Regions from separate parts of the Mus musculus genome. Here regions 1 and 2 are each linked to region 3. A link is a contact called in ENCODE Hi-C or POLR2A ChIA-PET data. All regions are on one chromosome and are shown on one strand. The core of a region is the stretch at or near the end of the contact, and the rest is flanking DNA. Distances in the headings are between cores, read along the strand shown. Region 1 overlaps Gfod1 (glucose-fructose oxidoreductase domain containing 1). Region 2 holds the start of Mcur1 (mitochondrial calcium uniporter regulator 1). Region 3 holds the start of Nol7 (nucleolar protein 7).

The links. A loop is a pair of places that touch in the nucleus more often than their neighbours do. ChIA-PET counts read pairs that join two places held with the same protein, here RNA polymerase II (POLR2A).
Region 1: POLR2A ChIA-PET joins it to region 3 with 15 read pairs in Patski. The contact joins the enhancer-like site here to the promoter of Nol7 in region 3. POLR2A ChIA-PET finds 5 or more read pairs at or near these places in 2 of 5 experiments (Patski and embryonic stem cell).
Region 2: a map of heart shows a loop between it and region 3 (2.7-fold over the local background). The contact joins the promoter of Mcur1 here to the promoter of Nol7 in region 3. A Hi-C loop is called at or near these places in 8 of 37 maps with a recorded cell type or tissue (T-helper 17 cell, heart and left cerebral cortex). POLR2A ChIA-PET finds 5 or more read pairs at or near these places in 2 of 5 experiments (Patski and embryonic stem cell).

Annotation. Positions count from the first base shown.
Region 1 is chr13:43,230,804-43,233,503 of GRCm38, reverse strand. The region is part of intron 1 of Gfod1 (glucose-fructose oxidoreductase domain containing 1); the gene reads left to right. Among named protein-coding and RNA genes, the nearest start is that of Gm40929, 60 kb to the right of the region's middle. Within about 2 kb of position 1,278, at least 3 of the 3 ENCODE cell types and tissues checked have a DNase peak (open chromatin) inside an H3K27ac peak, as active enhancers do.
Region 2 is chr13:43,558,920-43,561,619 of GRCm38, reverse strand. Mcur1 (mitochondrial calcium uniporter regulator 1) reads left to right here and starts at 1,429. Exons shown (of 9, transcript NM_001081059.3): 1 at 1,429-1,851. The coding sequence starts at 1,494.
Region 3 is chr13:43,397,066-43,399,765 of GRCm38, reverse strand. Nol7 (nucleolar protein 7) reads right to left here and starts at 1,390. Exons shown (of 8, transcript NM_023554.2): 1 at 1,108-1,390; 2 at 971-1,031; 3 at 197-255. The coding sequence starts at 1,361.

The DNA of each region.
Region 1 (2,700 bases), core at 29-2,528, 170 kb after region 3:
ATGCCAAGGAAAATATTTTCAAATCACTGGGGCCTGGGGCTTCGTTTCTCCCTTTACCAGCCTGTCTGATGACCTCAGCTGGCTGTGACCTTTACCCCGCCACTTTCAGAATTTTGCCAGTTCACAAAAAAGCTTTAGACTTTTAAGTCTTGGGGAGGATTTGGAGGGTGGGGGTGGGGGTTGGGGGGACATGACATGTTGTTCAGCCTTTTGACAAGTGTGTCGGGACACATTCAGAGCTATCCTGGGATCCACTGGTTGGAATGTCTACCTCTGCACGGTTTCAGAAATCCTGCAGATTCTTCTGCTGGCTTCTTACTTCCCCAGGTTCCAATGACAGACTTTATTAAAGAGAAAAAAATATTATCTTCCCTTTAAAACTGCTTCTGCCTGTAAATCTTTCCATCTTCCTAGGGGTCATGGAGGTAGAAGCACTGGAATTCCAGTTTAAAAAAACCTAATGCTGAGACCTTGATTAGGTGATGGGATCTGGGGACTATGAACTTTCTCCTTCAAATTTGCTTGCATTGCTTAATTAAAAGAGAGGGTAGAAAAAAAAAAAACAAATGTGTCATTTCTTTAAAAACAAACAAGGTTCCAAGATAAATGAATTTAGAAGCAAACAGTGGCCTGAGGTTCCCTTTACCAGGGAAGAGTCCTGAGAGCAGTCAGCCACAAAGTCTCTGAGGATGGAGGCCTGAGGGCTTCGCTGGGCCTGTGAGTATTAGATCTTTTGTTTGCTTCTGGTTGGATTTTTATCTCGACCCACTAGCCTACTTTCCTTTGGGGACTGAGTGGCTCTCCCCGCTCCTTTCCAGAGCAATTCTCCCTGTCAGGCCACCTGGGCAGGTCGTTACAGGCTAACACAAATATTTAGAGGCTAACCGCTTCGACAGAAAAAAAAACAAACAAAAGACACTTTCTGTTAGAAATTAACTTCGGTTTTTGAGAGCAAATGTATTCCCTTATCTACCCTTGACACTTATAGGGGTGAACCAGGGGAGCCTTTGGCCTCCCCACCCAAGCTAAAGCACAGGTTATGTTGTGAAGCAAATTTAATTAGTTCAAACAAAACAATTAGAACTGGGTCCCGCCCTCAGCTGGAAGGGACATTGACCTCTGCCCGCCACAGCCTGGCCCAAGGTTGCATGCAGTTGTGCCCTGATCAGGAAGCTATTTCTGGAGCTGGGGAGAGAACCTGTCATTTCATTCCGTGCTTTCCACGTGGGGGACAAATGCCACTTGACAGGGCTGCAGGCCACTCTCTTCTGCCGTGTTTAGTGGGGAAGGGACCAGTTCTCACATACCTTTGGCAGCTTCAGAGATTTTTTTCTGGGAGCCAAGCCAAGCATTCCTATCCTTTGGGAACTGGCCCAAGAGTAGAAACTCTATGAACTTCTACTCCTGGGTTGAGCAATCTCCAAAAGTCAGTTGTGTGAGCTTGGGGAGAGAGAGGAACAGGAAGATCTAGAGCCAACCCCGGCCTATTCCATCACCAGCTACCTTAAACAAAGGGCTTGTGTTTGCAATTCTCTGCCAATGAAACCCAGTGGCTCAGACAAAGGCATCCAACAGAGTCCTGTTGTAATAATAGCTCATCCTCTTCATCCACTTGATCTCGGTTCCCTTCTGTGTTTGCTAGAACTTCAGAGATGGTCAGGAGGTAGCATTCATATGAAGAACTCAGTCTTGGCTCTGAAGGTTTGGATGCTAAGATAAGCTCTGGTTGTCTTGGTCATTTTAACTGGGTACCTCAAAGGCAGCCCAAAGAGACATCAAAAAAGGGCTTTGGTTTTAACATGAACCTTTATTCTAAATGCCGGAGTGGGTCCAGTCAAGGAGTACTGCTCTCATGGGAGCCCTGAAGTAGGAGGGAGTAGAGAGAGTTGAGGGAATGAAGGAGGCCATGAGGTTGATACAGTCTCAGCAGCTAAGGCGTTAGGATGGGTAAGACTCTTCATTAGGAATGGAGGACAAGAGCTAGATGCTAGCTGTAGGGGGGAAGCCAAAGGGTGTCATCTATTTCAAGAGGGTCATTTTTTTCTCTTCAGGAGACAGAATCCAAGGATACAATTCCAGTGCCCATGATCCAGACCCATCTCTTGCATGTTGTAGTCCCTCAGTAAGAGTGTGACAGGCAGCTCCATAGTGCCTGTGATCAGGATTCTGTCTTGTTTCCCCGCCTCCCTAGTGTGTGGCCTGCCTTCTGTGGCTCAGTACCTTACCCTTGGTGGAATTTATAACAGGAAAAGGGGAGATGCAGTGTTGCCCCATAGGACATTTCCATGTTACCCTTGTCACGTGAACTTAGACCCATGCTCATTCTTATTTATTGCAAGGGCAAGTGGGAAATGTAGTTCATATTTTTTGGCAGCTGAAAATGAGCAGATTTGTTATTGGAGAAGGGAGTGGGTTATGGGGGTGGGGATAGCCAGGGTGGTAGGGAGAGGGGTGTCTCATCATTGATCCCCACGTTCTGTAGTGAGACCTAAAACGGGGCAGCCAACTGCAACAGATCTGTCATCGAGGTCTTTTCTGTCACCAACATCAATACATTTTCTTCAACCTCAGTTTCAGCTATTTCTGGTATTTCCCCCTTTTCAGGGCAGCTGAACTTGGAAGAGGGCAGTCAGTAAACATTGTTATGCCTTTGTATTCAACATCAAATAAGGATAGAAAAAAATATTCCTAGGAGTGAGA
Region 2 (2,700 bases), core at 180-2,679, 160 kb before region 3:
AGGAGGAGGAGGAGGAGGAGGAGGAGGAGGAACGCTAAGTACTGGTCACTTCAGGAACACAACTGTTAGGTCTTAAACCCAGGACAAAGGGCTAACTAAGGTGCTTGTTTAACACCTCAAAGCGGGCCTGGCCCCTGGTTCTCTTAGCATCTGTCAGTGCTTACTACTTAACCCGATCCTTGCCCTAGTCTGCCCTCTACCCTAACGTCTCCAGTCCAGGGACTGGGCTGCCCTTCTCTTAGATGCCCTTCTTCATATAATCCAACCATTTTAGTGACCTAACCCCTTTTCTCTACCCTTTAAACTCCTGGCTCGCCTCTCTCTCCTCCTACTTCTCCCACGTGACCAGGCTCAAGGTCATGTTCAACCCTCTGGACTTTCCCAGATGTCTCTTGCCTCTGGCTATGCTTTCCCTTTTCTGGCGACTCTCTCCACCAACATACTGAGGGGCAGTCTTGTCCTTTCATTTTCTCCTCTGTCCTCCTCCCTCTCTCTCTCTTTCTCCTCCCCTCTCCTCCCCTCCCCTCCCCTCCCCTCCCCTTCCTTCCCCTCCCTCTCTCTGTCCCAGCATAGTCCCTTGTACTTGTTATTCATCCATCCAACAAACTTTCTCAAAATAACACAAAGGACCGGTAACTGCAAAGTGCAGCAGTCTTTCAAAAAGTTCGGAACTAAAACACTGCCTGTCTCAAATATCTTATTATGCCATAGTCTAGTTTAACATTCATATCCCTACTACGTTTTACGTTTCCACACTAGGACCTTTTAATGTGCTCTAACCCAAAACAAAAACTGTAGTCCCAAGTGGTGGTCCATGCCTTTAATCGCGTCAGTCAGCGGGCAAGGTCTGCTTGGTCTACATAGAGAGTTCCAGGACAGTGGAGGCTACATAGTGAAACTTTGTCTCAAAAACGAAAAGCAAAATCAAAACTGGAAATTTAGCTGTGAGTGTATGGACTCTGAAAGCATAGTTCCCTATGCCCGGTAAATAAGTCCCTAAAATACAACCCTAGGGAACTTGAGATCCCGGCTAGTTAATAAAAATCTAAGCCAGTCGAGCTTGGTCAAGAACTTCTCAAAGGTCTGCGAAGGGCAAAGGAGCCATTAACATTCTTAAGGGCAACTGCGAAATGAAACTGTAAATCGTAGGAGCCGAAAGAGCAACGTGATTCTGCAGCGGAAAATGGCTAAGGCTCACCCTAGTTCCTGTCTGGGAGACGAGGTTAGGGCAGGCCACAGGCAGGGAACAGGGGCGTGGGGATGTAAAGGCGGACCCGGCAGAGGGCAAGCCTGGAGGAGCCTGGCTGGGGCGACCAGACTAGGGGCGAGGCCAGGGAGGGCGGGGACGAGGCCCGCGGCGATGGGGAGGAGGCGTGGCGACGGCGGAAAGGGCAGGTCTGCGCGGCGGCCCACGCTCGCTCCCGAGGCGACTCGGAGTCGGGGCCGCGCGGGAGCGACCTGCGTGCGCGCTCGGGCCTGTGACCCGCTCGGGGATGGACAGCGGCTCCGTGGCGGCCGAGCGGCCGAGGCGCACACCGAGTCGCCAGCGGCTCCCGTCCTCCGGCTGCGGAGTTCCGGCGCGCCCGGGCGTCTCCACGCTGCCCGGTGGACGAAGCTGGCTGAGGCCTCGCGGACGGGCGGCCCGCGCGTCTCCGCTGTTGTTCCTCCTGCTCGTGCCCTCCCCGCGCCTGGCCGCCACCGCCACTGCCACCGCCCCGCGTAGGACGCTGGCTGAGCGCTCGCGCCCGGGGCTCGTTCTCCCCGCGGCCGCGCTCGGCGCCGGCAGGAACGCGCTGGGCCGTCTGCGGCTGGGCGCCCGGCGTGTGGCCGCGCTTGCGAGCAGCCGGAGAGGTGAGAAAGGACGGAGGGAGGGAGGGACAGCGGGTCACACAGGTGACCGGGCTGTAGCCACGCCGCCAGGGCGAGGGTTCGCAGCCCAGAGCCCCGGTGTCCTGGCTCCGGATGACACGCGTACTCGGGGCTGCCCTTGCACACCTGTTGGAGCCAGGGAAAAGTGGAAAAAGTGCTAGAAGCCGGTGCATTCAGGACCGAGGGGCGCAGATCCCTGAATGAAGAGATGACATTTCGTTTTGATTCCAAACTATTGATTCATTCATGGCCCGCTGTCGCCCATTCTCTGCCTGGCACTTTACTAGCTGTTTCGGGTAATTTGTTCAACAAAATCTTTTCTTTCCGGAGCTTACTTCAAGCAAGATATGCAGCAGGTGTTTTTCTATATGACTACACACACTTATCCATGCTAATTTTACTGTACTAATTTGACAGATAGTATAAAGAAAAATAGAGGCTTTATGTTTAGACTTGAAGAACTCTGTGCGTTTAAATTGAGTGACCAGAGCTTTGATGTGTCATTTGGGTAATTGAAGGAGGCGAGGGACACCGCTGAACTGCATAAGAAAGTAAACTAGCTGGAATGTGCTCACAGTAAATAGTAGATAAAATCTTATCGCACAGGCCAATCAGCAAACGTGGCTTAATTACTTCTTGAGTAACCTGTTTCTGGCCATTAGTGGCCATATGCACCCATGCTTTGGTTGTCTGTATTTTTTTTTCTATGAGAATTACCTGCATCTAAAATTTAAGAATACATATGGCTAGAGGAGAAACTCCTAATAGTTCTGAAAAATGAAGGACGCTTTATATGCAGATAGGAAAATGAGCAGTGAGCTTTATGCCCGA
Region 3 (2,700 bases), core at 141-2,640:
GGCGGCAGGTAGAGCAAGCTAAAGGAAAGTCTGGGTTTAAGTTCCTGCTGCAACACTAAATGTTCTCAGTCACTTACTTACCATCTATCTTGCTAGACAAAGTTGAGGAACTCCAAAAGCACTGTGTAGCTTTTAAGTTTGGGGAGAATTTCTTAGGGTCTACAGACTTTATGCACGTAGAAACTGCAATACTTACTCGGCCTCTGAAGCTGTAGTTAGCTGCTCTAATACAGCATCTGGAAGCAGCTTTCTTTTCTTTGGGGATAAAGACATTTGATGACAAGTTAAAGTGAGGTACAGGTATGCCTGGAGATAACTTCTAACGTTACTCATTTCGAACAGTCCTGAATTCGGGCCAATCTGTGAATACGTCCCTGCTGCCTCTAAACCGACAACATTAAGACTGGATTTAGAAAGCCCAATACAGGCCGGACATGGTGGCGCACGCCTTTAATCCCAGCACTCAGGAGGCAGAGGCAGGCGGATTTCTGAGTTCGAGGCCAGCCTGGTCTACAAAGTGAGTTCCAGGACAGCCAGGGCTATACAGAGAAACCCTGTCTCGGAAGAAAAAAAAAAAAAAAAAAAAAAAAAAGAAAAGAAAAGAAAGCCCAATACATTCCCTGTCATTTTACCCAAAGTAGCTCAACGTTCAAGTATCCCGGCTACTAACTGAAAGGTATTTAGGTATGGCCACTCGAAATCAGATCTCTGGGGTGCGAAAAAAGAAATCATTAGCTCCAGCCTAGAATTTTAAAAACTCAAGCAAACCTCACCACCTCTGGAAGCCTGTAAGACCTACTGTCAGGGATAGATGAGTGTCAGTGCTTCCACGCCTACTTTGAATTACGGCAGACTCCAAGAAACGCCAATGGCCCTTGCACCTCTCCAGTACCCTATCCTTTAAGGAGCTTTTAGCAAGGGAACTCTAGCCCCGGCCGAGTTTACATAAGCGACAAGTCCCGCGTCCAACCTTCTGTTCGATGAACAGCTCCTCGCGCCGTTTCCTCTTCTCCTTCAACAGCGTTTTATCCCTGGAAGGAAAGGAGTCGGGTCAGCGCCGGCCGAGCCTGGGGAGTCCCGAGGCGCCAACATTCCCGGGCGCTGCACCTGCGAGCACTCGCGCGCACGCGCAGCTCCTCCTCCCGGGCTTCCGCCTGGGCGCTGGCGAAAGTCAGCTCCTCCGGGGCTTCGTCGTCCGCGTCCTCCTCCTCGTCCAGGGGCTCGGCGGCCGCGCCACTGCTAGGCTGCGCGAGCAGCAGGCCGTGCTCCGCCTCCTCCTCCTCCGAGGCCGCCTGGTCCTCGTCCACCATCGCCTCAGCCGGCGCGGGAATACGCGACAAGCGGGGCCGGAGCTGCACCATGGCAAACGGAAAGGCGGCTGTCTGACCCTTGACCCGGAAGCAGCCGTGCGCGGTGCGCGCTCTCTACGCCCTCTGCTGGTTCGGAGGCCGCGAAACGTGCTGAGGCGCGTGCGCGGGAGGGCGGGGCTTTTCATGGCTGAGACGGGGGGGGGGGGTAAGAGGGCGTGGTTTCGTGCTGCTAGGTGTCGCCGCCTTTTTTTTTTTTTTTTTTTTTTTTTCTCCCCCAGGTTGCTTAGATCTATGGAACAGAGGCAAGGGTATAATAAATAACGAAATAAATGACCATCGTTGCTTGTGAGATGCATCCCTGTATGTATTGTGTACGACCCACCCCCATCACCACCCCCACCCCCTCCAACCCTTGCAATCCTCTGCCCATATATTTTTTGGGAATACATGGCCCACGTGATGTCTTTTACCAGCTATACAGTAGGAAATGATTCTTCATTCCCTAATCTATCCGTGCACTTGGATGAGCTGTCCTCTCTGATATGTGTTCCCCTACGCAGAACGGTTGACTTTCAACGTCCCACCCAGAGACCATGGCATGTTTAGTTACACTATTCTCTAAATACTCAAGTCACCTGGCTGTTGCTTCTACCATTCTAAAGTCATTGATTTCTAATGTCACACTATATGTTCGACAAATGGTTAGTTAACATATATACTTCCTACTTCTAAACCTTATCCCCCCCCCCCTCTTGTTTAGAAGCAGTTTCCAATTTAAAAAGAACAAATAAGTGTGGATAAAAAGATCAAAACAAGGCCTGTAGGTGGTGGTGCATGCCTTTCATCCTAGTGGTGCGGGGCAGAGGCAGGAGGAACTCTTGTGAGTCTAGGCCAGCCTGGTCTATGGAGTGAGTTCCAGGAAAGCCAAGGCTACACAGAGAAACCCTGTCTCAGAAACAAAACAAAACAAGAACTGCTAGAGACATCGTAGGCAGAGAAGGATGGGGAGGGTGGCTCTGAAACGTCTGGGCTCGGTCAGATAGAAAATACAAATGAAAAACATTCTCTGAGTCCGGCAGAGTAGTGCACGCCTGAAATCCCAGCACTCGGGAAGCCGAAGCAAGAACATCTTAAAGTCTGGGCCAGCCTGAACTAAAGTGAAACCTATTGCAAGAAAACAAATGTTTGCATCAGCAGACCCCTACAGTAACTAGCATTGAGAGAGGTTAAACTGAAGCCCGGTGACAACCTACCAAAAGCATGTGATGGTCCATACGTGTAGATGCCGCATTAAAGTGTCACAGAGGGCAGGAGAGACGGCTCGGCAGTTAAGAGAACTTCAACTTACTGCTTGCTCTTCCAGAGAACCTTAGTTCAGTTTCTAGTACCT